Regions from separate parts of the Homo sapiens genome. Here region 2 is linked to region 1. Evidence: chromatin loops called from intact Hi-C (ENCODE). Cell type or tissue: gastrocnemius medialis. All regions are shown on one strand. Links, peaks and the distances in the headings refer to the core of each region. The heading gives the core; the rest is flanking DNA.

Region 1 (15,097 bases), core at 4,805-12,804:
TAGACAGTTTAGTCCATTTACATTTAAAGTAATTACCAATAAAGGATTTAATTCTGCCATTTATTTAATAGCTATTTGCTTTTCTGTACATTTTTTAAATTTTGTTCCTCAATTCCTCCACTACTACATTTTTTTGGTATTTAATAGATTTTAGTGTATCATTTTGATTCCTTTTTTCTTTCCCTGTCTGTATATTTTTTAGTTATTTTCTTAGCGGTTGCCTTGGGGATCACAATTAGCATCTTAAATTTATAACACCCTAATTTGAATAATACTAACTTAGTTTTAAGAGTATACAAATACTTTGCTCCTATACATCTCTTTCCCTCCCTCTTTATATTATTATTGTCCCAGATCATATCTTTATACATTCTGTGCCCATTAACATAGATTTATAATTATTGTTTCATGCATTTGCCCTTTAAATGATAGGTGAAAAACAAAGTATTATGAACAAAACCTACAATAATACTGGCTTTTATATTTACTGATGTATGTAGTTACTATTTTTATCAGTGTTCTTTTTTTTTCTCATCATGGCTTTGAATTACTATCAAGTTTCCTTTCATTTCAGCCTGATGGATTCATTTTAGCAGCTCTTGTAGAGCAGGGCTACTAGCAATGAGCTTTCTCTGCGTTTATTTATCTGAAAATGTCTTAATTTCTCCTTTATTCCTGAAGGATAGTTTGTCTGGTAGGAAATTCTTGGTTGACAGTCTTTTTTTTTTTTTTCCCCAGGACTTTAACTGTGTTATTCCACTGCCTCTGGGCCTCTGGTTCCTTTTCTTTTCTTTTCTTTTCTTTTCTCTTTTCTTTTTTTTTGAGATGGAGTCTCACACTGTCATCCAGGCTGGAGTGAAATGGTGCCGTCTTGGCTCACTGCAACCTCTGCCTTCCAGGTTCAAGCAATTCTCCTGCCTCAGTCTCCCAAGTAGCTGGGACTACAGGCACCCGCCACCACGCCTGGCTAGTTTTTTGTATTTTTAGTAGAGACAGGGTTTCACTATGTTGACCAGGCTGGTCTAGAATGCCTGACCTCATGATCCACCTGCCTTGGCCTCCCAAAGTGCTGGGATTATAGGCGTGAGCCACTGTGCCCGGCACTTAAAAAAAATTTTTTTTTGAGATGGAGTTTTGCTTTTTTAGAGTTTTGCTCTTGTGCCCAGGCTGGAGTGCAGTGGTGCAATCTTGGCTCACTGAAACCTCCACTTCCCAGGTTCAAGCAATTCTCCAGCCTCAGCCTCCCAAGTAGATAGGATTACAGGTGCCCACCACCGCATCTGGCTAATTTTTGTATTTTTAGTAGAATGGGGTTTCGCCATATTGGTCAGGCTGGTCTCGAACTCCTGACCTCAGGCGATCTGCCCACCTCGGCCTCCCAAAGTGCTGGAATTACAGGCCTGAGCCACTGCACCCAGCCCCTCTATGGTTTCTGATGAAAGCTTAGCTATTAATGTTACTGAGGACTCCTTGTACCTTACAAGTTGTTCCTCTCTTGCTGCTTTCAAGATTCTCTTTTTGTTTCTGATTTTTGACAATCTGGCTGTGAGTTTCAGTATGAATCTCTGAGTTTCTCGCGCTTGTAATTTGTTAAGCTTCTTGGACGTGTATGTTCATATCCTTCATCAAATTTGGGAAGTTTTCAGCCATTATTTCTTCAAATTTCTTTTTCTGTCCCTTCCTGTTCCTCTTCTCCTTCAGGAACTTCTACTATGCATATGTTGATATATGCTTGATGGCATCACATGGATCTATCAGGCTCTGTTCATTTTTCCTTTTCTTTTTTTTGAGATAGAGTCTCACTCTATTGCCCAGGCTGGAGTGCAGTGGCATGATCTTGGCTCACTGCAACCTCCTCCTTCTTGATTCAAGTGATTCTCTGGCCTCAGCCTCCCCAGCAGCTAGGGTTACAGGTGCGCGTCACAATGCCTGGCTAATTTTTGTATTTTAGTAGAGATGGGGTTTCACCATGTTGGCCAGGCTGATCTCAAACTCCTGAATTCAAGTGATCCACCCTCCTCGGCCTCCCAAAGTGCTGGGATTACAGGCATGAGCCACCATGGCCAGCCTATTTTTCGTTATTTATTTTTCTCTCTTTACAACTGGACAATTTCAATTGCCTTATCTTCAAGTTCACTGGTTCTTTCTTCTTCCTGATTCTTCAGATCAGCTTTTTGATCTCTCTAGTGAATTTCTAAGTTCAAGCTATTGTACTTTTCGGCTCCAGGATTTCTATTTTGTTCCTTTTTATAAGATTAAACTATCTCTTCATTGGCCTTCCCTATTTGTTCATATATTATTTTGGTTTCCTTTAGCTCATTGGGTGTAAGACAGTTGATTTAATGTCTTTGACTAATGTTTCCAATGTAAAGGCTTCCTTGGGGATGGCTTCTATTGAATTCTTTTTTTCCCCCTGTGAATAGGCTATACTTTCCTTTTTCTTTGTATGCTTTGTAATATTTTGTTGAGCACTTGGCATTTTGGGTATTATTGTAGTAACTCTGAAAATCAGATTCTCCTCCTCTTCAGGGATTGCTGATTTTTGCTTGTTGAGGGTTGCAGCCATCTGTTTGTTTAGAGACTTTTCCAAACTATGTTTGCAAAGTGTGTAGTCCTTATTGCATGTGGTTACTGATGTTTTTGTTTCATAATCTTTACAGGCAACCAGTGACCTGGAAATGATATCTGTAAATTTCTGGCTACAAAAAGGTGTTCTTTACTTTCAAATCTCCTGATGGATGCTGCCATAGGAAGCACAAGAGGGCTGAAACCAATACAGGAGTCTGTGCTAATCCCTCAGGACTCAAAAATGCCCCAATTTTTGGAGGACAAGGGTCATCTTGCCCACCTTGCAACCAGCCAGCCATTCCAGGAAAGCTATTCCTGCAGCCTCATGGTAGGGTGAGGGCTGAGAAATGGGGCATGGCAGCTGTTTTGCATCCACCCTGTTGCTGTTCTCTTACCAACAACCAGCAGCCTCTTTTTTCATCAAGAACTCCCCTGGCTGTTTATTCATGTCTCATGAGGTTTGCCTGTCTAATTTTTTGTATCTTTAGTAGAGATGGGGTTTCACCATATTGGCCAGGCTGGTCTCGAAATCCTGACCTCAGGAGATCCATCTGCTTTGGGCTCCCAAAGTTTTGGGATTACAGATGTGAATTATTGTGCCCAGCCAAGGCTGGGTAATTTGTAAAGAAAGGAGGTTTATTTGGCTCGCAGTTCTGTGGGCCATACAAGCATGTGGCACCAACACCTGCTCGGTTTCTGGTGAGGCCTCAGGAAGCTTCCAATCATGGTGGAAGGCAAATGGGGAGCTGCACGTCACATGGCAAGTGGAAGTAAGAGCTAGGGAGCAAGAGAGGAAGGAGGAGGTGCCAGGCTCTTTTAAACAACCAGCTTTCATGTGAACTCATTACTGCAGAAGAGCAGCAAACCATTCATGAGGGATCCGCCCCCAAGACCCAAACACCTCCCACTAGGCCCCACTTCCAACATTAGGGATCACGTTTCAACATGAGATTTTGAGGGAACAATATCCAAACCATGTTAGTGGCCCTCTATTGACTCCAACATCTATGAACAGGGCTGGTGCTTGCCTTGGTCAACTCTTGTCTCCCATTCCCAGTGGGGGGCCTGGCACATGAAGAAGGGATTAACCAATAATAAGTAATAAAGTAATAAGGTAATAAAATAATATTTACTTTTTTTTTTTGAGACAGAGTCTCACTCTGTCACCCAGGCTGGAGTGCAGTGGCACCATCTCGGCTCACTGCAAGCTCTGCCTCCCGGGTTCATGCCATTCTCCTGCCTCAGCCTCCTGAGTAGCTGGGACTACAGGTGACTGCCACCACACCTGGCTAATTTTTTGTGTTTTTAGTAGAGATGGGGTTTCACCATGTTAGCCAGGATGATCTCGATCTCCTGACCTCAGGATCTGCCCACCTCAGCCTCCCAAAGTGCTGGGATTACAGACATGAGCCACTGTGCCTGGCCTACCATTTTTTTTTTTTTCTGAGAGGAGTTTCACTCTTGTTGCCCAGGCTGGGGTGCAATGGCATGATCTCGGCTCACTGCAACCTCCACTTCCAGGGTTCAAGTGATTCTCCTGCCTCAGCCTCCCCAGTAGCTGGGATTACAGGCATGCACCACCACACCTGGCTAATTTTGTATTTTTAGTAGAGGTGGGGTTTATCCATGTTGGTCAGGCTGGTCTTGAACTCCCGACCTGAGGTGATTTGCCTGCCTTGGCCTCCCAAAGTGCTGGGATTACAGGCGTGAGCCACTGCGCCTTGCCAATTTTTTTTTTTTTTTAGACGAAGTGTCATTCTGTTGCCCAGGCAGGAGTGCAGTGGCATGATCTCTGCTCACTGCAACCTCTGCCTCCCAGGTTCAAGCGATTCTCCTACCTCAGCCTCCCGAGTAGCTGGGATTACAGGTGTGTGCCACCACGGCGGCTAATTTTTGTATTTTTAGTAGAGATGGGGTTTCATCATGTTGGCCAGGCTGGTCTCAAACTCCTGACCTCAAATGATCCGCCTGCCTCCACCTCCCAAAGTGCTGGGATTACAGGCATGAGCCACTGCGCCCGGCCAAAGCTGATCATTTGAAAGTGTGATAAGTGCTACAAAGAAAATTTAAAAAGTGAGGTGAGGGCAGATGCCTAGAGGAGAGGGGAGGGGCTTTTGTGGACAGGAGATCAAGAAAGCCCTGTTATTATTTGAACTGAGGCCTGAGTAATGGCAAGGAGGCAACCATGGAAAGATATGGGAGAAATATTGCAGGCAGAGAGATCAGCAGGTGCAAAGGCCCTGAGGCAGGAACTAGTCTGGAGTATCTGAAGAAGAGAGAAATTGTTGTGGTTGGCTTGAGTGGTAGGGGGCTTGGTTGGAGGTGGGGAAGGTGGGTCCGACAATGCTGAATTCTAGTAGGATGTCTGGATTTGATTCTGGTTGCTGTGGGAAGCCATGGAGGGCCCTAGAAGGGAGACTGACATGACCTGATCCCCTTTGAAAAGCTCACCCAGACTGCTGAGTGGATAATAGTTTAGAGGTGTGCGAATTGGATGTCTTTGGCTGCTCATGATAGAAAATTGTCCTGGTCATTTAGAAAATTTACTGGCCTTTTAAACGGGAAGTTCAGAAGTGATGCAGACTCCAGAGCTGGTTGATTCAGCCCTGGATCAAGTTCTGTGATGCTGTCAAGGATTGGGTTCTGTTCTCAGCTCTGCTGACCACAGATCGCACTTCATTCTGAGTACTGGAGTGTCTAGGTGGTCTGGGGGGCTGTCTGATACACATGGGGCTACCTGCTTTGCACTTCCTGGCCAAGGGGATAGACTGATTCCTTATGGGAGCACTTTTGAAGAATGAGGAAGAACCTTCTCAGGAGAGGCGTGGTGGCTCTTGCCTGTAATCCCAGCACTTTAGGAGGCCAAGGCGGGTGGATCACTTGAGGCCAGGAGTTTGAGACCAGCCTGGCCAACATGGTGAAACCCTGTTTCTACTAAAAATACAAAAATTAGCCAGGTGTGGTGGCACGCGCCTGTAGTCCCAGCTACTCAGGAGGCTGAGGCAGGAGAATCGCTTGAACCCAAGAGGCAGAGGGTGCAGTGAGCCAAGATGGCACCATTGCACTCCAGCCTGGGCAACAGAGGAAAAAAAAAAGAACCTTCCCAGAAGCCTCCAGGAAGTCTCTGTTTGGACGACATCGCACACCCATTCTTGAACCAACTATTTAGAAGGGAGATGCATCACCCCCTTTGCCTGGAGCTAGGGGGTGGGTCAGCTTCCTACAGGCACAGGACTATGTGGTCGCGGGTTAAGCCCCTAAACGAGGGGAAGTGGGGTGGGCAGCAGCCGATCTCCATTACAAGGGACAAGAGTAGGGGCAGCAAGGCCAGATCAATGGTTGCTGAGGTGGCTGGGGATGGAGAGAGGATGGTGGTGGTAGAAGAGATGGTAACAATGGTCAGGTCCTGGCTGTTCCAGAGGTGATGATGGTTGGATATGCAGTGAGGAAAAGACAGGAATGAACATTTATCTTTTCCCAAGTTGTCCTTGCTTTCTTCCTTTGAAGCCATAAAAAGGAAAAAAAGGGTGGATCTGGACTTGGGAGCTGGGCAGGAGTGAGGGAAGAGAAGCAGAGCAAGCAGGCACACCAGGCTGTGACTCTGCAGGCATCTCTCTGCCTAGACTTGTCTGTATGATGTGGAACGAACACGACCCATCTTTACTGCTAGCGACTGCAGCAGATAAGGCAAGGCCACTTTCACGCAGTTAGGTTAATAGGAGGCTGTACAAAGGGCTGTAGGAGGAAGTGGGCACAGGAGTTCTAAAATAATTGGAACGGCCAGGTGTGGTAGCTCACACCTGTAATCCTAGCACTTCAGGGAATCCAAGACAGGAGGTTAGCTAAGACAGGAGGCTCGCTTAATGTCAAGACCAGCCTGGGCAACATAGGGAGACCCCGCCTCTACAAAAAATAGAAAAATTAACAGGATGTGTTGGTGCGGGCCAGTGGTCCCAGCTACTCCTGAGGCTGAGGTGGGAAGATCGCTTGAGTCTAGGAGTTTGAGGCTGCAGTGAGAAATGATGGCACTACTGCACTCCAGCCCGGGCGACAGACCAAGACTCAGTCTCTTAAAAAAAAAAAAAAAAAAAAGAAAAGTGGGGGCAAAGTTATCCTTGGAAAATTTCTTAGTCCATTCATAGCAGCATATTAAAATTAGTACAGTAGCTTAATTTATATAAGAGAAAATACAATGTGTACAGTAATTAATGAACATGCAAAATATAATTGTATATTTCAACTCACTAAAAAGGCACAGAAAGAGTTGAATTTGCTAAAATTAAATGTGCTTATGAAACAGCTCTAGTACATGAATTAAGCTCCTAGATACAGATGCAGCGCCAAACGACGGGGAGGGAGATGGGGCACTCAAGGCGACACGCGGCTCTTGTTGCCGAGCGTTTCCTGGGCGTGGAGCTTCTATAGAATGTAAGCTTTTTTTTTTTAAGGTTCCAAAGCCTATATTTAGTGCTTTCATATACGTAATCTCAAAAAAAAAAAAAGAAAGAAATATCGGCATAAAATGTAAGCTTCCAGAGGGATACAAACGCAGCCCAGCGCGGACACCGCCAGCCCCAGCCACGCGGTTCGCATCAAGCGCACTCCCCTGGGGGCGGGGCCTGCGCGAGCTGGGCGTGTCGGGGGCGGGGCCTGCGCGCTTGCTTCCGGCGTGCCGCGAGAGGCGGGGCGTGTGGGGAGGCGCGGCCGCCACGCGACGCCTGGCTGGGCCCGCACCGGAGAGGCGTCTCGGTACCTGGCAGGCGGCCTGCTACTCGGAGCCCGCTGCGGGGCGGCGGCGGCGGGGACATGCACGTGTGAGATGCGGCAGCGGGCGGCGCGGACGCGAACAGCAGCGGCGGCGGCGGGCGCGGCCTCCTGGGCGCGGGGCGCGCGGTGCCTGAGGGCGGGCGCGCGGGCGCTGGGCAACTGCCGGCCGCGCCGCCTGCGCAGGCGCTGGTTCAGGACTCACACGCCGCGCTGAGGCCCGCGGGCCCGTCATGGAGGCGCCCACCGTGGAGACGCCCCCCGACCCCTCGCCCCCTTCGGCCCCGGCCCCTGCCCTGGTTCCGTTGCGCGCCCCGGATGTGGCGCGGCTGCGCGAGGAGCAGGAAAAGGTAACTAGCAGCCCCGCGCCGCTTCCGCCTCCGCCCGCCGGGCTGCCCCTGCCTGTGCTCTGGGCCGCCGCCCCGCGTGGCCTAGGCCCAGCTGCCCGGGCCCCCGGAGGGAACGGGGATAAACTTTTGTCACGTGCTTCTGTTGTCTTTGTCTGCAGCCCTTTGACTTCGCAGCGGAGTGAGGGGTGTGCAGCCCGTTCGCCTGCCCAGGAAAGGGGGCTTCTGAGCTGAAGGCGTGCGGCAGCGCGTGGGAATTTGGGGGCGGGGGCAGCACGCTGTCAACGGAAGCGTTCGCCTTAATATTTGTAGCTTGTAATGACCTAAACATTGCTTAAAATGTGTACTGTTTGTTGCTCTTTGATTGCACGGAAAAGTTTTACCGCGTTTGTCATGATAATGCTTCCTGTGCAATATTTGGTTATTTAATATTTGTCACAATATAATGCCATTTAAACATTAAAAAAAAAAGAGAGTCTCACTATGTTGCCCAGGCTAATCTCGAACTTCTGGCCTCAAGCGATCCTCCCCCTCCTACCCTTCCCCACCTCGCCTCCCAAAGTGTTGGGATTATAGGCCTGAGTCACCGCACCCGGCTCATTTTTACAAATTTTAATTTCATCGTATAATAAATGAGTTTTAAACTACTGGTGAAAAGGGTACAAAGTTTTGTGTTTCCTAGTGGGACTTTATATAAAGAAGTATTCCCAATTTAAGAAATAGTTTTATTGTTAAATCTGATTTTTCTGTGGATTCTGTGGTCTTTCAGATTGATTCTGTCCCCTCAAGTGTCTTGAAATTGTTACTTTGAAAAGCAGTATTTAATTTGCTTAAAATATTTTATGTCATGTTTGGAAGAGCATGGATTATAAAGGGTTAGGAAGTTGCTTCAACACTATAAGCAGTTTAAAAGTTCTTAACTTTTTAATTGAACATTCCTGTATAAGAACGACTGTTTACATAGATACAAAAATATACTCAGTTCTACTAGATGGGGGTTTTGATAGAACTTAAAAAACCCTCGTTTGCTTGGAAACCACCTGTTGGGATGAACTGCGGGAATCTTTCTTTGTTCTGGTTGGTTTAAATTATTTTGTGGGTTGGATTTTCATTTCTCAGCCATTTTTCTCTAATAACGCAACTGTTAGGTTTGGAAGCCATGTTTTCAAGATGAAGGTTTAAAAATCCAGTGGCTAGGGTGGTGACTCAAACCTGTAATCCCAGCTGCTTGGGATGTCAAGGTCGTGGAATTGCTTGAAGCCAAGGAGTTCGAGATCAGCCTGGGCAACACAGGGAGACCTCCGTCTATACAAAAAAATACAAAAAATTAGCCGGGCCATGGTGGTGCACGCTTGTAGTCCCACGTACTTGGGAGGCTGAGGTGAGAGGATCACTTGAGCTCAGGCGTTTGAGGCTGCAGTGGGCCATGGTCATGCAACTGCACTTCACCCTGGGCGACAGAGTGAGACCCTGTCATTCATATATATATATATATATATATATATATATATATATATATATATATATATATAAAACTTAACTAGTTTGGCGTCTTTAAATTAGAAGACATTAATGTATTTTTTTAAAAGAGAAAGATAGAAAAAGAAGAAAGAAAAAACAGCCCCTCATGAAATCTTACTCCTTTTGCCAAAACTTGGCATTTTTTATTCTTTCAGAGAATGTGACACAGACCCTCAGAGGATGGTGTTTCTATTGCCTTTCCTCTGCTGCAGTGGGTTAATTTCACCTCCTTCAGTGTATAATACGTGCATAATGCTGACTTGATATGTTTTCTGCCATTTGGCATATTAAAAAGATATCCTTAGTTTTATTCTGATGTTAGTGTGACTGAAATGCAAAGGATACTTTTTGGGGTGCTCTGAACAGCTTTCTGGTATCGTGTTGAGTTACATTGGAAGAGAGAGTAACTGCTTTTTCAGTTACAGTCTTGTGGCAAACTGAATGACTGTTTTCTGTAGACATTGACTGTGCTACCAAATTATTTTTCTGTGTTGTGTTAATGTTAATTCGGCACACAAAATAACCACGTATATCTGTCATGGGTGTGTAAAATTATCCCCAGTTCAGGAAAAAGCGCGTCAGTATTTAATCTATCTTTATTTAATAGAAGCATTTGCTTCAGTGGACAGGAGACCCACAAGGCCACAAAATAAACTGATTAGATAGCTGCACTGTAATTATAGTGTAGTACAGGAAAACTACCCAGTAAATCGGCAGTGAAAATTTTTTGTGAAGCAATTTATTTAGGCTTTAAAGCTGGCCCAGTTGTGGGAGTACAGTGAGTTCTAGTAAAGTAGAAGCGTAGTGACATCCTGAGTGTAGAAGGGGAAAATGTCATAGTAGCTTCATATGTGGCACTTAGTATTCCTTTATGAAAGATGAATCAAACATGCTTTTAAGCTCTTGGCCTTTCCCTACATGGGTTTTGTGAGACAGAGTTAAACTCTGCAGAAAATGATTTGAATGACTGTTCTCAGTTTTCCCTGAGAGGGTACCTACCTAGTTGGCTGTAGATGCAGAGAGAGAAATGAGTTCCTTACACACAGTGGGTGCCTTAGGCTTAGGGCATAATCTTCTCTGGGAGCCTTGATTGAGAGGGGCTGGTAGGTAATGTGGCTTAAATGTTGCTCATTAGTTTTGCTCTTTCTTTTTTTCCAAATTCAGCTAAGGAGTATAACAAGTTTTACGCTCTCTCTCTCTTTTTTTCTTGTATGTTCTCTGGAACATGGAATAAAAAGGACAAAAAATTGGCAACCTGAGGAAGAGGACAGACAAGGGGCATGAACAAGCCACAACCTCTAAGTGACAATATCTGTAGTCAGCGGTTAGGATCAAATATTTTAACATTGCTTTCACTTACAGTCAATGGTGAAACATTTCCAAAACAATTTATTTTAGTTAGAACTTCGGTTTGTTTCTATTTTGATCTAGCAATAAAACATGTAAGAAACATTCCCTGCAGCTTTGTTTATAAAGAGAAAAACTAAAAGTCTGACATTGGGGGATTGGTTAAATAAATCAGGAGCTGTTACGTAGGCATTGAAAACTAGGACAGTATGTATAGGGTGGTTCCAGTTACGTTTATATAAATATTTACACATTTTACATAGGAAAACACCATTGTTTTAAAAGTACACAATTTTATTATTTTACCTAAAAGTTTGTAAAATTGGATGGGATTTTTTTTTTTCCAAAAAAAGCTATTGATAAAACTTATTTTAATTTTAACGAAAATTGGAATGTTACTTTAATTGCAAAACACTTTCTGAGCCTGAAAAATGGCTCTTGGCTGGTTTGAATGCCGGTTAGGCAGGTTTATTTCTTGGTTACTTCAGAGCTGATATATATAATTTATTCAAACAACCATCTTCCAGTTGATTTCCTTCCCCCCCCCAAAGGTTTTATTTAATCTTCATTTGTTATAAGATACAGGGAGAGGAGAGAAATTCAGATCATCCTTTTTTTGTCTTTAACTAAATCTGTTTTTACTAACAGCAGTAAAATATTTGTTGGAAAAATGGAAGCTTAACCTGTCTAGACTGTGACCTATACCATAAAATGTGTGGTCTAGGACTGTTGTGGAGTGTCTTGGGCTGTTCAGGGAGGTTTCCTTGTACTAAGATCTTGTTAAATCTGATTCTAAGAATTGCATTATGTTGAAATTTTTGTTTCTTGGCTAAGGTGATGTTTCTGAGATACCTGTATTTTATCTCTAGATACTATTAGCTTTTATTAGCAGAACTACTGAGATTTTATTGTAATATTTTAAAAAGTGGTGGATCCAGTATCGTTTTTATAGGCTTATTTGCAGGATAATAGTAAGATTAGAAAATTCATTAGGATAATATATTTATAATTGAGTGCCTCATGTAGTTCTCACTTGGAATTTTGGAATAGCTTATACTTCCTGATATAGATCCTTGGGGAATTAAATGCATTAAGAGTAAATATTTTAAATTTTTTATAAAGCAGAACAGCTAATTTAACTTAATGGAGGGTTTTCATATTTCTTGTGATAAACTAAACTGCACATAGTTTAAAGAACTGTCAGCCACGTAGGCCATATAACAGCTATTCTTTCCAAGCCTAGAATCCATGCCATAGAATTTATGTAACAAATATTTAATGAGTATCTACTACATGCCAGGCATGTTCTGCTGAGTGTGCAGTAATGAACAAAATACAGCAAGTTCTTTCTTTCATGGTTACACTCTAGGGGTGAAGGCATGCAGTTACATAGCCTTACCTTGGGTGTTTGGTAGGTAAGGCTAAGTAGAAAAACAGGAAGGTAAGAGGCGTGTAGAGAATGAGGGATGTGAGTGGAGGGATGGTGTCTTCTGTAAGCCATCAGAGAGGGCTTCTCTGTTAGGTTCCATTTGAGCAGAAACTTGAAATAAGTGGGGAGTGAGCTGTGTGGATATATGGAGGATATTTTAGAGAAGAGCTTTCTAGCCAGTATGAGAGCAGTACCAGATCATTGTAAGAGTTTTGGTTTTCATATTTGTGAGATGGGAAACGATTGGAATGTGTTTTGAGGCTGATCTTAAATTATATCCATTTGTCATGCATATGTGAAGAAATGGACGGATGGAATTACATTATAGGGAGCAACTCTGTGTGCCACGCATTGTGATAGATGTTTACAGATCCGATCTTAGAATTTTCATTAATACTGTTTATTTTTCAGATGAACAGTTTGTTTCTAGTTTTTGCCTGGAACTTTCTCATGGCGTGTTTGTGTCTTCAGTTCCACTTAGAATGCTTTTTCTAAGGTGGTTATACCAGTTTACCGCTTGCTAGCAGTGGACAGAAGTTCTCCCTGCTTCAGTCTTTACCACCATGTGTCTTTTCATATTTGCTAGCCAATCTAGTGATGAGTAATGAGGTTGATGACCTTTTCAGATGTTTATTGGCTACTTGGATTTTTGTGTTTTGTTTTTGTGAAATACCTGCTCATCTGTTAACTACTTTCTATTGGGATGTTAGTTATATTCTAATTGATTCATAGTAATGACTGCCTTTCCAATTATATATTGTAAGTTTCTTCCCTGGTCTGTGGCTTGACTTGGAGCACTTACAGTGGTGTCTGTCCTTTGATCAACAGACATTTTTAATTTTAACAATTGTTTCCTTCATGGTTAGTGTTTTTTGTCTTATTTTTAAGAGGTCTTTCTTACTACTTTTCTGAAGATATCCTCTTATATTGTCTAATAGAAGCTTTACTGCTTTGCTTTTCACATTGAGAATCTACATTCTACCTGGAATTGGCTTTGTATATGGGGGAGATTGAGGTCAGGTTTCATTTTTACTGTATGGATACCTAGTTGTCCCATCAGCATTTATTGGAAAGAGTGTCATGTCTCCACCGCATTGTCATCTTTGTCATAAATCAGGTGACTGTGTAAGTAGATCAGTTTCTTGACTGTTCTGTTGGCTTGTCTGTTCTTGCAGCAAACCTACACTGTCTAAATCATTATGACTTTGTGTTATCTTGGTACCTGGTACATGGTGGTGTAGTTTTAGTTGTGGTTCCTCAAGATTGCCTTTATTTTCTCCTTTCCAGTCCGTATGCTGTTTCTTTCTTTTTCTTGCTTTTGATACTGGCCAGTTCAAGTGCTGGTAGTGGGCATCAGGGGTCAACTTTTAAACATTTACCATTAAGTGTGGTATTTACTGTGAGTAATTTTTGTATTTGCTTTTATCAGATTAAGGAAATTTCCTTATATTCCAAGTTTGCTATGAGTTTTTATGAGTGGGTGTTGAATTTTAGAAATGCTTTTTCTAAATTGATTTAATTATGGTAATTTATTGAAAAGAGTATATTTGTTCTGTAAGTTCTGTAACTTCAATAAGTAATGTTGAAGTTACTTTTTTTTGCCTTCAAGCATCTGTTTAACAAAGCACATCTTGCACCACCCTTAATCCATTTAACCCTGAGTGGACACAGCACATGTTTCAGAGAGCACGGGGCTGGGGGTAAGGTTATAGATTAACAGCATCCCAAGGCAGAAGAATTTTTCTTAGTACAGAACAAAATGTAGTCTCCTATGTCTACTTCTTTCCACACAGACAGCAACAATCCGATTCCTTTATCTTTTCCCCACATTTCCCCCTTTTCTATTCGACAAAACCGCCATCGTCATCATGGCCTGTTCTCAGTGAGCTGTTGGGTACACCTGCCACACGGGGTGGCGGCCAGGCAGAGGGAGTCCTCACTTCCCAGAAGGGGCGGCCGGGCAGAGGCACCCCCCACCTCCCAGACGGGACCGCGGCCGGGCGGAGGCGCCCCCCACCTCCCGGACGGGGCGGCTGGCCAGGCGGGGGCTGCCCCCCGCCTCCCTCCCGGACGGGGCAGCTGGCCGGGCGGGGGCTGCCCCCCGCCTCCCGGACGGGGCTTCTGCCGGGCGGAGACGCTCCTCACTTCCCAGACGGGGCAGCTGCCGGGCGGAGGGGCTCCTCACCTCCCAGATGGGGCGGCTGTGGGGCAGAGGGGGCTCCTGACTTCCCAGATGGGGCGGCTGCCGGGCGGAGGGGCTCCTCACTTTTCAGACGGGGCGGCCGGGCAGAGACGCTCCTCATCTCCCAGACGGGGTCGTGGCCGGGCAGAGGCGCTCCCCACATCCCAGACGGGGCGGCGGGGCGGAGGTGCTCCCCACATCTCAGACGATGGGCGGCTGGGCAGAGACGCTCCTCACTTCCTAGACGGGATGGCGGCCGGGAAGAGGCGCTCCCCACTTCCCAGACTGGGCAGCCGGGCAGAGGGGCTCCTCACATCCCAGACGATGGGCGGCCAGGCAGAGACACTCCTCACTTCCCAGACGGGGTGGTGGCTGGGCAGAGGCTGCAATCTCGGCACTTTGGGAGGTCAAGGCAGGCGGCTGGGAGGTGGAGGTTGTAGCCAGCCGAGATCACGCCACTGCACTCCAGCCTGGGCAACATTGAGCACTGAGTGAACGAGACTCCGTCTGCAATCCCGGCACGTCGGGGGGCCAAGGCTGGCAGATCACTCGCGGTTAGGAGCTGGAGACCAGCCCGGCCAACACAGCGAAACCCTGTCTCCACCAAAAAAATACGAAAACCACTCAGGCGTGGCGGCGCGCGCCTGCAATCCCAGGCACTCTGCAGGCTGAGGCAGGAGAATCAGGCAGGGAGGTTGCAGTGAGCCGAGATGGCGGCAGTACAGTCCAGCTTCGGCTTGGCATCAGAGGGAGACCATGGAGACAGAGGGAGAGGGAGACTGTGGGGAGACGGGAGGGGGAGGGGGAGGGAGAGGTTACTTATTTTTTAAGAAAGGCACAGTTGTAAGAATATGTTTGCTTGTATAGCCGAAGGCACATTCCGTTTTGTAGGTAGGTGAGTTTTCAGAACTCATTACTTGTAAGTTTTATTTTAGATAA
Region 2 (15,097 bases), core at 3,438-11,437, 70 kb before region 1:
GAATTTCTGAATTAATACGGGTAAAGAATGATGAAAAACCTGAGCCAACCATCAAAGAAAAGTAAATGGGAAAGGGAAAATAACAATAATTTAGTAAGCATAAACCAGAAAAATGTAATAAAATCAGTAAACACACAATAAGATGGAAGAGGTTAAACCCATTATATATCATCTATCATTATAAATTATGAATTTTCCTATCAAATTGGAAAAAAAGAAAATTCAAGTAGATGCTGTTTATATGAGGCACATTTAAAATAAAGACACAATGAAAAGTTGAAAATTAATTGTTGAGCAAGGAGTTAATGGAAAAATGCAGACAAAAAAAGAAGCATAGTGGCAGTATGAAGATGAATCAACATGGAATCCAAGGGGCGAGGTCCTGAGCAGAGAAGGAGATTATGAAACATGGAAGTGCAATTCACAGAGAAACTAAAGTCTTCAGAAACATGTATGTACCAAATAATGTGGTAGCCAAACACATAAAGCAAAACTCCCAGGAATACACAGAGAACATGGTAAAAATATAATTATAATAGAAGGTATTTTAATACAAAGGACTAATTATCTGAGTATCTATTATTCAAGTCCCTGTAATTATAAGACTGCTTTGAAAAACAAAAGTATTCCTGGTACAATTACAGCAGCAACAATAATGATAATAAGAAATAACAAACGTTAAGCTCCTATGATGCGCCAGCCAAGGTTCTAAGTACTTTACATGTACTAACCCTTTTGGTCCTTACCACAAATTATATGTCATGATTTATTACTATCTGTTAGCCAAGATGACTATAATAATTTCTTCCATCCTTGTATATACAAACTTTTGCAATGTGACTTTATCAATTCCTCTTTTAAGAGGCAGAATGTATTTTTTTTTTTTTTTGAGATGGTGTCTCACTCTATTGCCCAGGCTGGAGTGCAGTGATGTGATCTCAGCTCACTGCAACCTCTGCCTCCCAGGTTGGAGTGATTCTCCTGCCTTAGCCTCCCAAGTAGCTGTGACTACAGGTGCACACCACACCACCATGCCCGGCTAATTTTTTTTGTATTTTTAGTAGAGATGGGTTTTTGCCGAGTTGGCCAGGCTGGTCTCCAACTCCTGATCTCAGGTGATCCATCCACCTCAGCCTCCCTAAGTGCTGTGGCGTGAGCCACTGTACCCGGCCTATTTTTATTTCTTTTTTTGAGATGGGGTCTCATTCTGTCACCCAGGTTGAAGTGCAGTGGCTCAGTCTCGGCTCACTGCAACTTCCTCCTCCCAGGCTCAAGTGGTCCTCCCACCTCAGCCTCTCAGTAGTGGGGACTACAGGTGCGAACCACCAAGCCTACCTAATTTTTCATATTTTTGTAAGAGACAGGGTTTCGCCATGTTACCCAAGCTGGTCTCAAACTCCTGAACTCAGGCAATCCAGCCCCCTCAGCCTCCCAAAGAGAATCTATTTTTATATCCATGAATCTGGTCTGGCTTTGCAACTTGCTTTGACAATGGGATGTTGTGGAAATTACTTTTTTTTTACTTGTGAGTTAGCCCTCAAGACACTGCACAGCTTCCACTCTTGGTCTCTTGGAACACTTCCACCATCGTGTGAAGAAGCCTGGGCTGGGCTGCTGAAGACCTGTAGCCAAACACCCATCATCAGACATGTGGGTGAGGCATCTTAGAACATCTGGTCCCAGCTGAGTTGCTGGATAACTATAGCTGCATTAGTAACCAAGGACAAGATCAGCAGAAGAGCCATCCAGCTGAGCCCACACCAAACTGCCACACACAGAATTGTGAGAAAACAAAATGGTTTTTGTTTAAAATTTTTGAACTGGTTTCTTTTGCAGAACTAGACAACTGAGAAACCATTCCCATTTTGCAAATGAGGAAATAGAAGCACAGGAAGGTTGAGTAATTTGCCCAAATTTTCACAGCTATGATTATGATTCTTAGTTAAGTCGTGACTTGAATCCAGTTACTAATGAATTGAGCTTTTATAAAATTATTATTCACTCAACCATTCCTCCCAGTTCACTGTTAGCATTTATCCTGGACAAATGCATCAGCATTTTTGATGGTCAGCCTCTCAATAATCGTAGAAATACCCCATAGTACAATATAATTCAAGTCAATTACAAAGTGAAACTACACATTTTGAAAAAAAAAAAAAAAAGGATTTTATGAAAGAGCAATATTGGGTGAGGTGCTGGTGGCTCATACCTGTAATCCCAACACTTTGAAAGGCCAAGGTGGGAGGATTGCTTGAGGCCACGAGTTCAAGACCAGCGTGGGCAACATAGTGAGAGCTTGTCTCAGTACATAAATAAAAATAAATGGTTTGATTATTGTGACAGAAGTTGTCAACTGTTACCCAATATTCATTCTGTTTTCACTGACATGAACCCAGTTTTGCCTAGGGTGGTAATGTACTCAGCTAAAAATCCTCTCCTCCCAGACTCTTCTGCAGCTAGGGGTAGTCGTGTGATGGTGTTTCGGCCAACGTAACATGAAAAATTCTACTTGTGGGGCTTCTGTGAAAGTTATTGCTTTCCCGATAAATAAGGGGCAGACTAAGGTGGCTCAAACCTTTTTGCCTTGAGTCATGCCCCCTTTGAACTGGAATGTGGATGAGATTCCTAGAGGTGCAGCTGCTACCTTGAGAAAGCAAATAGGAAACCTTCAGGAGGGTGAAGCGGGGGCCAGAAGGGCCACATCTGTGATGTTTTTCGTGTGCAATGGCACCAGCCCATCTGTTTGCCTTTGGATTTTTTTTGTCATATAAGAAAAATAAGCTCCTAGCTTGTTAAAGTTGCTAAATTGGGTTTCTGTCAAATGCAACCCTGACTGATACAAATAGCAAAGGATTAAGAGAGGCCCTTAGGACGATAGCTGAAGCCATCAATTACCTTTTGCAAAACACAGTAGTATTGCAGAAGTCAGATGTGAAGTGAAGGGTGTCTTGTCATGATATCACACAATTTTATTAGAAAAATTATACTTTCAAAAAGTCAACATTAGATTTATTATTTCTAAGCAAACTTTTTATTCAAGTATAACATACCTATGGGAAAGTACACTGGATTTATATTTGTCTTAAAAATGACATTGTTGCAATTATAACCTAAATTTCAGTAAATATTAGATAAAGTAAATGTCTTTTTTGTACTACTTGGTTTCATGTCTCGGTATAACATTATGCATGAAATTTTGCCCTCCCCCAAGTGGATTCACGCTAAAGTGTTTTTTCTTTTTCCTCTAATACAATTATTTTTGGATAATGATGATGACTTGTATCTCTTTCAGAAAGTAGTAGATTTCTGTAGAAAGGCCTCTGTAGGAGGCCGGGCGCAGTGGCTCACACCTGTAATGCCAGCACTTTGGTGGCCAAGGCGGGAGGATCTCAGGGAATCAAGACCAAAAAAAAAAAAAAAAAATTCTACCTGTTATCTTCTCTGATCATATCCTAGTGAAAACAGAAAGCAACAATTAAAAAAAAAATCCCTAACGCGGTGAAACCCCGTCTCTACTAAAAACACACAAAAAATTAGCCGGACATGGTGGCGGGTGCCTATAGCCCCAGCTACTCGGGAGGCTGAGGCAGGAAACTGGCATGAACCCGGGAGGTGGAGCTTGCAGTGAGCCGAGATCGCACTATTATTGCACTCCAGCCTGGGCGACAGAGGGAGACTCCGTCTCGGGGGAAAAAAAAAAAAATCCAACCCCCACCCCCACCCCCCGGCCCTCCCACTGCCCCTGCCTGCTCCCCTCAAGAATCATTGAGGAAAACAAACCCGTAATACTTACTTGGAAATTCAACCATTTCTTTTTTTCTTTTTTTTTTTTTTTTTTTTTGAGACAGAGTCTCGCTCTGTCACCCAGGCTGGAGTGCAGTGGCGCAATCTCGGCTCACTGCAACCTCCACCTCCTGGGTTCAAGCGATTCCCCTGCCTCAGTCTCCCGAGTAGCTGGGACTACAGGCGTCCGCCACCACGCCCAGCTAATTTTTTGTATTTTTAGTAGAGACGGGGTTTCACTGTGCTAGCCAGGATGGTCTCGTTCTGACCTCGTGATCTGCCCGTCTCGGCCTCCCAAAGTGTTGGGATTACAGGCATGAGCCACTGCGCCCAGCCTCAACTATTTCTTGACATGTGGATCAAAAAAGGAATTAAGGAGAAGAATTTTTTTTTTTCTGAGACAGAGTCTTACTCTGTGGCTCAGTCTGGAGTGCAGTGGCACCATCTCGGCTCACTGCAACCTCTGCCTCCTGGGATCAAGCAATTCTCTTGTCTCAGCCTCCCCAGTAGCTGGGATTACAGGCATCTGCCACCACGCCCGGCTAATTTTTGTATTTTTAGTAGAGATGGGGTTTCACCATGTTGGCCAGGCTGGTCTTGAGCTCCTGACCTCACGTGATCCACCCACCTAGGCCTCCCAAAATGCTGGAATTACAGATGTGAGCCACCATGCTTGGCCTCACAGACATTTTTAATTGTAATTAAAATTATAGTTACTTTGCAAAACATGTAACAATTTGTCATCCCACCAGCAATGACCAGGATAGGTGTCCACTTCCCCACAACCTCATCCACCTTAAATGCTAGTGTTCTTTTGAATTTTTGTCATAGTCACAGGTACTGTTCTGGCAGGAATGTTCCTGACACTTTGAGAGGCTGAGGATCTTTGCACATGCTTGTAGGATGTCTGGAGCTCCTCTTCTGTGAATTGCCTCCTCCTATCTTGGCCCATTTTTCCACGGTGTTGTTTGCCTTTTTGTTATCAGCTTGTAGAAGGCCTTTGTTTATTAAGGTCAAGGAGGCCCAGGAAGTGGAGCCAGCCTTGTGAGCAGGGAGGGTTCTTTCTGGGGCAAGGGGCAGATCAGAAGATCTGATAGAGAGCCCCCCCCCCTCCAACTACGTGCTCACAGTGTGTTCAGGACTTACAGACCACAGAGCAGGAATGTGCAGGGCTCAGGTCAGCATTAGGGTCAGGTTCTTAGGAAAAGAAAGAGCAAAAACAATGAAACACAATACAAAGTAAAGAACAAACACAGTGAGAAAATATAACATAAAATAAAATAAAGGCAGTAAGGCCCTGGGCCTGAGACCCTGAGAAAAAGCTGGTAGGTCTTAGTCCACACCCTGCCCCGTGTTTCCTTCCTTTTAAATGTCTGCAGCAAGCATTCATATTCCCGTTTAATGAAGGATCCGGCCAAACACGGTAGCTCATGCCTGTAATCCCAGCACTTTGAGAGGCCGAGGCAGGCGCATTGCTTGTGGCCAGGAGTTCGAGACCAGCCTGGCCAACATGGCGAAATCCCGTCTGTACTGCAAATATAAAAATTAAGCTTGAACCTGGGAGGCGGAGGTTGCAGTGAGCCGAGATGGCGCCACTGCACTCCAGCCTGGGCAACAGAGTGAGACTCTGTCTTAAAAAAAAAAAAAAAATTAGCCACGCGTGATATAAAAATTAGCTGGGCATGGTGGCGCGCGCCTGTAATCCCAGCTACTACTCAGGAGGCTGAGGCATGAGAATCGCTTGAACCCGGGAGGTGGAGGTTGCAGGGAGCCGAGATTACACCACTGCACTCCCTCCTGGGCGACATAGTGAGACCCTGTCTCAAAACAAAAACAAAAACAAAACAAACAAACAAAAATCCCCGTGACCCAGCCCAGAGAGGAATGACAGCCAGGAATGGAACTCGAGGTTTCATTCCACACCACAACACTGTCTTTTAATTTTTTATTGTTTTACTTCTCTTCATTGCATTTTGTTTTATTTCATTGTTTTTACCCTTTCTAAGGACTTGTGAATAAATGCGTGGAACTGCAATGTGCATACAGTAGGCGCCCAAGCGGGGGCAGTGCAGCCCCTGCTCCCCGCCCGCGGGTGCCTTCGCTGATGAGCCTGAGGCGGGCAGCCCAGCCCTCCCGCCCGTAGGCAGCCTGACTCCAGGCCAAGGGGCAGCGGAGAGCTTCGGGGCTGCGCGCAGGAGCGCACGGCCAGGTGGGCTTTTTATGGCGCGGGCCGAGGAGGTCATTCTTTTTAGTGGGCTGTACAGCGTCCACCGCGAGGCACTTTATTTTTAGCTTCTTGAAGGCTACGATGGAGCCGCCTCCTCCGCTTTCCCAGTGCTTGCCTCCACCTCCCCCTTGACGCCCGGGTGCCCGCGGCTGCTCCTGGCTGCAGTGTCCCGATCTGTGTAGTGCAGGGTCCCTCTAGAGGTCCCCGGGCACCCTCAACTCTCAGCCCCCGTCCCCTGGCGCAGAATATTCCAGCTCCCGGGTCATGGCCCTCCACCCCCACTCGAACCTCCATCCTGTTCTGCGCCCGTCCTGAATTGCTCTTTAAAATAGTAATAATAATTTCCACTTTGATTTTGGATTCGTTGGGGGGGGGGGGGTTACACGTGCAGATTTGTTACACGGGTGTACTGTGAGGTTTGGGGTACGAATGATCCCGTTACCTAGATAGTGAGCATGGAACCCAGTAGGTGGTTTTTCAGCCCTTGCTTCGCCCACACCCCGTGGTAGTCCCCAGTGTCCGCTGGTCCATCTTTGTGCCCCCGTGCAATGCGTTGCCCTTGACGGGCCAGGTGATCTCCCCGAGGTGGGAGCCTGGCCACCCTCCCCCATTCTGCAGCCTTCACCTCCAACACCCAGCCAGGGCCAGCTCAGAGGCGCCCTGACTTGCCCACGGGGCCTGCACCCATGCTCGCCCAAACCCCTCGCATCCAGCACTGCAGGCCGGGTTCTGAGCGTCGTCGGGCGTGGTGGAGCTCGGCGGGGCCCAGCGCGGGCCTTGCCGCGGGGACACAGGGCAGGGTCGCGCTCTGCCCTCTGCCGCCACTCCAGGTCAGCATCCTCAGGGCTCGCGTGGGTGACGGCCCGTCTCGTAGCGGGGGTGAGCTGGGCTGGTCCGAGGGGTCTCCGCGGCCTCCCCAGCCACAGTCCCCGCCCGCTCCGCGCCCTCCCCGCGGGGTCGATGGCTGGGGGACCCGGCTCCGGCCCAAGCCAATCAGTCCTTCCTGAGCAGCGTGAGGTGGCTGCCCGAGGGCGGGCGGGGTGCTGCTCTGGCGGGCTCCTGGAGGCCTGGGTGGCGCAGCCCGGGGGAGCGGAGGGAGGAGGCGGCCCTGAGACCGAGCCGCGCGGCGGGTGGGCTCCCCTGACCCCGCTCCGACCCGGCCCCGCGCCCTCCCGGCCGCTCGATCGCAAAGCGTCTGCTGCCATCTGGTGGCGGCGCCCGGGCATCTGCGGAGCGGGGAAGCCTGGCCAGGCTGGTGCTCAGACCCCCACCCAGCGCCCCCGCGCCCCCGCGCCCGCGCCGCTCTCCCGGGAAGTCCCCAACAGCCTCTGGCTTTGCTCGGCTTCTCCCAGCAGAAACCGAGCCCCACGTCTCCTGGGAGCCAGCGCGCGGTGGCCGGTGCCGTGCCCAGGGGGTGACGTGCGTCCCTCTCTAACTCGGTTTTCTCATCTCTAAAATGGGGTTCATGGAAGTGCGTGCCTTGTGGAGGCTTCGCAAGGCTCCCAGGTTCCCTTAGCTCAGAAATCAGGCCTTACCCCTGAGGCGCGAGGCTGCGGGCACGAGGCTGCGATTTGGCGGCAGCCGTATTTGCACACTGTCACAGAATTAACCTCAGAGCTGGCTGGCTGCGGGTCCTGGAGGGGGTGCAGAAAAGGGGAGGGCGGGCCAGGCTCCCACCAGGAGCACCTGCAGATCGCCCTGATCGTCAAGAGCAAGGCATGACCCCTGCAGAACGGGCTGTAGGCTCGGGGCGAGGGGGGAGGGGGAGGGGACTGTCACCGGGGGGGGGGCCAGAATCCTCTGAGCCTGGGGACAGGGGACTGAGCGAGGCAGGTAGAGCCCCAGGCCCAGGCAAGAGCTCGAAGAGTATTAGCTTTTGCTGTTGTAAACCCCATGGGGTGGTCTGCAAACTGCTTCCCATACTCGCTCCGTCATGCCCTGGCTCGGCTCTGACATCACTGGTGTTGGCCATATCGCGGATTTTCTGTTTCCCCCTCTGTAAACTGGGGATGCCAATGCCAGCCCCCACTCCCGGATGAGGTACCTGGTGTACAGATGGCTCGGCCACTCTGCTGACCGTGCCCCCGACATCATTGTTCCCCGGGGTTTTCCCTCTAAGCTCCAAGAGGTTAGTTAATTCTCTGCCAGTGTGCAGAGACTCCCACAGCTGCCCCCAAACCTTGAGGTCTCCCCCCATATCCTCCTGCCTTATAGGCAAGGCCTGTTTCCTGAGCCAAGGGAAGGCGGGTGTCTTTCCTGGGAACCCCCTCCGCACGATCACAGACTAGAGAGTCCAAACCACAGATCATGTTTTCTTTCCAAAAATAGGAGCCCCACTGAGGCAGAAACTTCATTCTTTTAATAAGATGATGGTATGTTTAAGGAAAATAAATATTTCTTTTAAAAAAGAAAAGGCGATTTGGATCCACTCACATGCCAAGCACTGTCCCGGAGACCCAGGCTTGGTGCATGGCTGCGGAGGATTCCAGCAGGCATGCAACTTTAATTACTTCTCAGTGTACCACAGAGGTGGCCTGCAGCACCGGGTGTGACAGCAAGGTATGCCACCAGTAAGGGGGATGTCTCAGCAGCTGCCAGCACTCTGCCTGTGAAAACGCCAGCTCCAATTCAAAGGTATCAAATATTTGCCTAGCTGTTCAACATTTCTTCAAATAATATACTCACGACTAATTCATATCTGGACTCGACGTCTTCATCTCTCCAGGCCTCCCTCCTGGATTAGCGTGTCTTGTCTATTCCGGGAGAAAGTTGTCCTACATTCTAAAAATAGAGCTGGGAGTCTGGACATGGGCATGCACAGTCAGGGGAGGCTTTATTTATTTATCTTAAGGGTTGTCCTCTGAAGACAGCTGCAGCTGAGCCTGGGACTCACTCATCAAATAGCCATTCGCGGCTGGGCGCAGTGGCTCATGCCTAAAATCCCAACACTTTGGGAGACCGAGGTGGGTGGATTACCTGAGGTCAGGAGTTCCAGACCAGCCTGGGCAACATGGTGAAACCCCATCTCTACTAAAAATACAATAATTAGCCGGGCGTGGTGGTGGGCGCCTGTAATCCCAGATACTCAGGAGACTGAGGCAGGGGAATTGCTTGAACCCAGGGGGCAGAGGTTGCAGTGAGCCGAGATTGCACCACTAAACTCCAGCCTGGGTGAAACAGTGAGACTATCTCAAAAACAACAACAACAAAACAAAAACAAACAAATAAAAAAACAACAACAGAAAACAAACAGCCATTCATAGGTACTCAGCAGAGGGCAGGGCCTTCTAAGAAGTCTGTGCTGGCTGCTGCCTTCCAAAAGAGGCCGTGCTCCACTCCAGGGGATGCTCCGTGACCTCTGAAGTGAGGACACCCTCTCAAATCAGAGGCACGGGCCTCTCTCCTCCATAGAGGGGTTCTTCCGTTCCTGGGGATTAAAAGCCCCAAATGCCCCTGTATCATCCAGGACCCATTGGGTGGATTGCTCAATCTGGCCATCCAGGCGGAGTTTTATAAATAACTGTTTGCATGGGGGACCTCAGGAGGAGGAGTGGTACCCTGGGTCTAGTAGCAGTGGGCTGTTCCCATCCCTGGGGCCGCAGGGCTACGTGAGGAGGCGTTCTCTGACGCAGGGCAAGGTGGCTGTGTAGGCAGCACTCCCTGATAGCAGTGGTGACCGAAGAAGGAGGAGGAGCTCAGGGAACCCCCACTCTAGGTGCTCTCCTCTGCCCCCCAGTTTCCTGCTAGGGCCTCCCAGGTCCACCTGCCCAGAAGGCAGAGCGAGGCATCCACAGATAGAGTCTGTGGAGGGGTACACAGAGCCAGTGGAGGAGGGTGAAGGGGGTGTGCAGGGCAGAGGGGAGACTACCAGCTCCTCTCTCTTTTTTGAACCCGCTCCACCTCTCCAGCCTCCTTCTGTGTCTCCTGTGCTAAGTACCATTTCTCTTTCTTTCTCATGTTTCATCACCTCCGTCTCTCATTGACTCTCCTCTCTGTTTTCCTCTTGATATATCCTCCCCACTTCTCTGCTGCAGAAGAGGCGAGGTGAGTACCATTCACCTCTCCCAAGTGGTCCAGTGGCAGTGGGGCCCCCACGCACTCTACACCGTTGTTGTGTTGCTAGAGGAAGGAGAGCAGCTGAGCCCTGGGGACCTGGGGACGGGCTTCATTTGATTCTCTGCTCTTCCTCCTCTGAACTACTCTAAGTGAAGCCAATCAGGATTACTTTCATTTCATCACTTCAAGGACTTCCTCCTCGGAGTCTTTTCATCCTTCTCCTGCCTTGGCCTAGAATTAGGGAGGGGGAGTTAGTCCCCTCCTCTCTTCAGCCCCTCTGGCCAGCATCAAGCCCTTATTGAGAGCTCCAACTGTGCACCCAGCGTCAGAAATGATTTGGGGTGCCTGTGTCCGGAGCATACAGTCCTGACATGGGTGGGGACCCATGATCCATTCATTCAGTCATCGGACAGAATGCATCCAGGGCCACCCTGCTTGGGCTCCGGGCTAGACTTTTTTTTTTTTTTTTTTTTTGAGATGGAGTCTTGCTCTGTCACCCAGGCTGGAGTACAGTGGTGTGATTTCACTGCAACCTCTACCTCCCAGATTCAAGCAACCGATCCTACTACCTCAGGCTCTGGAGTAGTAGGGACTACAGGCATGGGCCACGAGCACCATCCCTGGCTAATTTTTTTTTTTTTTTTTTTTTAGTAGAGATGTGGTTTCACCACATTGGCCAGGGTAGTCTCAAACTCCTGACCTCAAGTGATGCAGCCACCTTGGTCTCCCAAAGTGCTGGGATTACAGGTGTGAGCCACTGGGCCCAGCTTTTTTTTTTTTTTTTTGAGACAGCCTTGCTCTGTCACCCAGGTTGGAGTACAGTGGCACTATCATGGCTCACTGCAGCCTCTAACTTCTGGACTCAAAAGATCCTCCTACCTCAGCCTCCTAAATAGCTAGGATTATAGGCATGCACCACCACACCCACTAATTGTTTTTTTTTTCCTTTTAATTTTTGTTGTTGTTTTGTTTTTTGTTTTTAGGCAGAGTCTTGCTCTGCCACCCAGGCTGAAGTGCAGTGGCATGATCTCAGGTCACTGCAACCTCTGCCTCCCGGGTTCAAGTGATTCTTGTGCCTCAGCCTCTCAAGTAGCTGGGATTAGATTTCGCACCACCATGCCTGGCTCATTTTTGTACTTTTAGTGGAGATGGGGTTTTCCCATGCTGGCCATGCTAGTCTCAAACTTCTGGCTTCAAACGATCCGTTGGCCTCAGCCTCCCAAAGTGCTGGGATTACAGGTGTGAGCCACCGTGCCCAGCCAATCTCTGGCCCTGATAGAGCAGATAGGGAAGGTGTGTAGCACAGTGGATCAGTAGATAAGCCCATCCAAGCCTCAGTCTCCTCTTCTCTTAAATGGGGATGAGAATCCCTACTCACAGGTTTGTGTGAAGGTAATATGACCTCACAGAGGGTTGCTTTCTTATTAAGTGGCAGGGACTTCTGCTCTGCCCCTGAAGCCCCCAAATACACATAAAAGGTGTAACCTCAGATGCAAGTAAGGAGGCACCACCAAGAGGGTAGAGGATACAGACCTGAAACACAAGGAGGAGATTGGCACCTCAGCTGGAACAGATGGGCTTGAGCCCCCGAATTCTGCTCGGGTTTTAAATTGAATAAAATAATCCCCAGAATGAATATCCCCTCTGTGAAGCACGTCCACTGTGAGGAAACCCCTAGTAACAGATCTCACCATGGCACAAAGAAAATCCTGCTCTCATAGTCTTGGATGATATATACAGCCAGCTAATGCAAAAAAAATTTCATGTTATTTTTGCTTATTTTTAAGTCCACTGGGTGCATCGTGGCTGATCGCTGTTCTGACATTTTTCTTCCCTCATTAAGAAAGATGCCCCTGGTGAGATACCTGTGCTGGGCTCAGAGCAGAAAATAAATATCGCTGGCATCCACTTTCCTATACTCTCTGGGTGTAATTAAGAAAAAGGCACCTGCAGGAGAGAGAAAGTGCAGGGTAGAAAATGGCCCAGTGGTTACTGCTCATGAGAACTCCCCAGTCTTCATAACCATCCAAATGTCACTCCTTCCATGACATTCTTCTTCTTCTTCTTCTTTTTTTTTTTCCTGAGAGAGGGTCTCGCTGTGTCGCCCAGGCTGCAGTGCAGTGGTGTGATCATAGTGAGCTATGATCAGCCTCGAGTGAGCCCGAGGGAGCAGCCTCGACCTCCTGGGCTCTAATGATCCTCCCGCCTCAGCCTCCCGAGTAGCAGGGACCACAGGCGTATGCCACCACGCCAGTCTACATATATATATTTATTTTTTGTAGAGATACCGTCTCACTGTTGCCCAGGCTGGTCTGGAACTCCTGGGCTCAAGCAATCCTTCCGCCTCAGCTTCCCAGAGTCCTGGAATTACAGGCTGGAGCTGCTATGCCGGACCCATTACAACCTCCTGGATCTGCCGGGGTCCCCCTCCATCTCTGAGCCCTAACACTTCCCTTTGGGGACTTTTCCTTTCCATTGCGGTTTTGCTTTTCCCCCTTCACACGTCTCTTATCCCAGCTGTAGTTGGCTGTCTTGTTTGTTTTGTCCAAGTCACCCTGCTTTTCTTTGGAGGACCCATCCATGACTCACAGTCCATGTGATTTAGGTAGAGCTCCAGCAGGGAGTGGCACTACCCAGGAATGGCCAACCAATGAGGGCACAGAAGTGCAGCTGCAGGCCACTGTGATTGGTTCAGGGGTGGGCAGTGAGCTAAGCTGAACCAATCAGAACGAATCCCAAGATATGGCGGGGAAGTGCTGAACAAGCCCCTCTCCTTGAGCTGAGGCTGGGACTGAAGTTGTAGTCGCCTTTGGCGCCACTGGGGAGAGCCTGCCTGTGAAAGAATTCCACTCCGAGGACAGCTGAGCCTCTCATGACAATCTGGGTCCTGATGCCGCTGTTTGAGCCCCTGGGTGCAGGGCTGCTGGAAACTTCCGGAAGGAGATTGCTCTTCTCTCTGGGAGACGTCCCCGGGGAAGCTTCAGACCCTGCCATCTCGTCCATCCCCACCATGCCCACCACCGCTCTGGCTGAGGCAGCTCCCTGCGGAGTCCTGCTCCGGGCTCAGTCTCCCAGAGAGGCAGAGTCGGGCACCGTGGGCATGGGAGACCTGCAGCCTGCCTGGTTCTCAGCTCTCAGGGGCTGGCCAGGGTCACAGTTACTGTAGCCCAGGGGGATTCTGTGAGAGACAGATGGGCTAATTTGGCTCGTTCGTCATTTTTAATGCCCTAATTTCCTGTTTTACACGCAGAAATGGCCCATAAATGGCACAGCAGGCTTCAGGGAGCTGAACTTGTACTTCCCGCTGGGACTGACTTACTCCTACTTTTTGGAATCAGGTGCACCTGCAGCCGTTCAGGAGCTGGCTGGCCGACTGTCCCAGTACCTCCTTGGTCACCTTCATACGGAGCTTTGGTCCTTCAACTTTGGAAAGGGTTTTGATTACCGAATGCCAGGCTCTCTTTCAGTCGGATTTTCCTTTGCCCCACTTTATTTCATTTTGCTTTTTTTTTTTTAAATTATTTTCTGGGCTAGGAGCCGGGGCTCATGCCTGTAATGCTAGCACTTTGGGACACCAAAGCGGGTGGATCATGAGGTTCGGAGTTCAAGACTAGCCCGGCCAGCACGGTGAAACCTCATCTCTACTAAAAATACAAAAATATTAGCTGGGTTTGGTGGTACACCCCTGTAGTCCCAGCTACTCAGGAGGCTGAGGCATGAGAATCACTTGAACCTGGGGGGTGGAGGTTACAGCGAGCCGAGATCACGACACTGCACTGGGTGACAGATGAGACTCTGTCTCAAAAAAAAAATTATTTTCCGTAGAGATGGGGGTCTTTCTATGTTGTCCAGGCTGGTCTTGAAATGCTGGGCTCAAGCAATCCTCCCACCTTGGCTTCCCAAAGCACTGAGATGACAGGCATGAGCTACTGTGCCCAGCCCATTTGCCCCACTTTGCACACTTTCTCCTCTCTTGTCACCTTTCCTTCCATTACCTTCAAATGTGCTCATCAAACCGTGAGCCCCTATGAGGCACTGGGCGTGCACACCCTGAGCAGAGGCCTCCCTGATGCTCCACGCCCATGTAGCTTTAGTTTCTGCTGTTCCTCTCTCCTAGGGTGTCTTGTTCCTTCCCTGCATAACCCTTATCATGGTCTGCCATTGCTGAGCATTTTGTTATGGTTGTTTATTGGGTTCACTGCTGTTACACTGTCAGTTCTCAGAAGACAGAAACTGATTTCTTTTTCTCCTTAAGAACGTTTGCATCCAGCTCAGAGACTGGCCCACGGAGGGCCCTAGAGAAACACCCAGGGCGTGACCGAGTGGGTGGGTGTGAGTGTGCCGCACCCTGGCCCTGGTGCTGGAGGGGAACCAAGCAGAACCTGCCCCAACACTGCTCCCAGGAGGCTCAGCTTCTAGAGGGGTAGCGGTGGGAGAGGGGTTGGTGGGGTGTGGTGAGCTGTCCTAAGTGCAAGTGCAGATCAGAGTCTGAGCTGCAGCTGGGAGAGGGAGACAGGAAGCCTGCCCAGCAGCGGGGAGCCTGGGGTGGACTCTTTTTTTTTTTTTTTTTTTTTGTCAGAGACAGGGTCTCACACTGTCACCGAGGGTGGAGTGCTGTGGTGTAATCTCAGCTCACTGCAGCCTCGACCTCCCGAACTCAAGAGATCCTTCCATCTCAGCCTCCCAAGTACCTGGGAATACAAGTGCATGCCACCACACTCGGCTAATTTTTTGTTGTTGTTATTTTTTGTAGAGACAGGGTCTCACTATATTGCACAGGCTCGTCTTGAACTCCTGGGCTCATCAAGGAATCCTCCTGCCTTGACTGCCCATAACGCTGAGATTACAGGCATGAGCCACCTTGCCCCGCCTTGGGTGGACTCTTGACTGAAACACAGAACTTTAAGAGAAATGCAGAAATAAGAGAATGGGGGCTGCCATCCAATGCTTGATCATATTCGTCTCCTGCTTTGCTTTCTGATCCTGACTTCCCATGGAGGAATTCAGCCTTAGGAGCAGAAATGGGCTGTG

The links. Peaks named below come from ENCODE experiments on the same cell type or tissue, not always from the same donor. Only the 100,000 strongest peaks of a DNase experiment are listed, where the experiment ranks them.
Region 2: it touches region 1 in a loop (5-fold over the local background); 2 of 110 quality-filtered maps call a loop at or near these places.

The regions. Positions count from the first base shown.
Region 1 is chr19:29,934,983-29,950,079 of GRCh38, forward strand. URI1 (URI1 prefoldin like chaperone) reads left to right here and starts at 7,257. Exons shown (of 11, transcript NM_003796.3): 1 at 7,257-7,682. The coding sequence starts at 7,566. RefSeq lists an enhancer at 7,003-7,092 and a silencer at 7,113-7,782. In gastrocnemius medialis, for the core only: CTCF peaks have their summits at 7,828 and 8,144; a DNase peak (open chromatin) is centred at 7,209; H3K4me3 peaks cover 2,067 bases; H3K27ac peaks cover 2,479 bases.
Region 2 is chr19:29,866,463-29,881,559 of GRCh38, forward strand. No RefSeq gene overlaps it. Among named protein-coding and RNA genes, the nearest start is that of CCNE1, 62 kb to the left of the region's middle. RefSeq lists silencers at 6,828-7,287, 12,710-12,769, 14,439-14,498 and enhancers at 12,540-12,834, 12,553-13,053. In gastrocnemius medialis, for the core only: CTCF peaks have their summits at 5,827, 7,242 (motif pointing left) and 7,446; a DNase peak (open chromatin) is centred at 8,859; H3K4me3 peaks cover 1,677 bases; H3K27ac peaks cover 3,733 bases.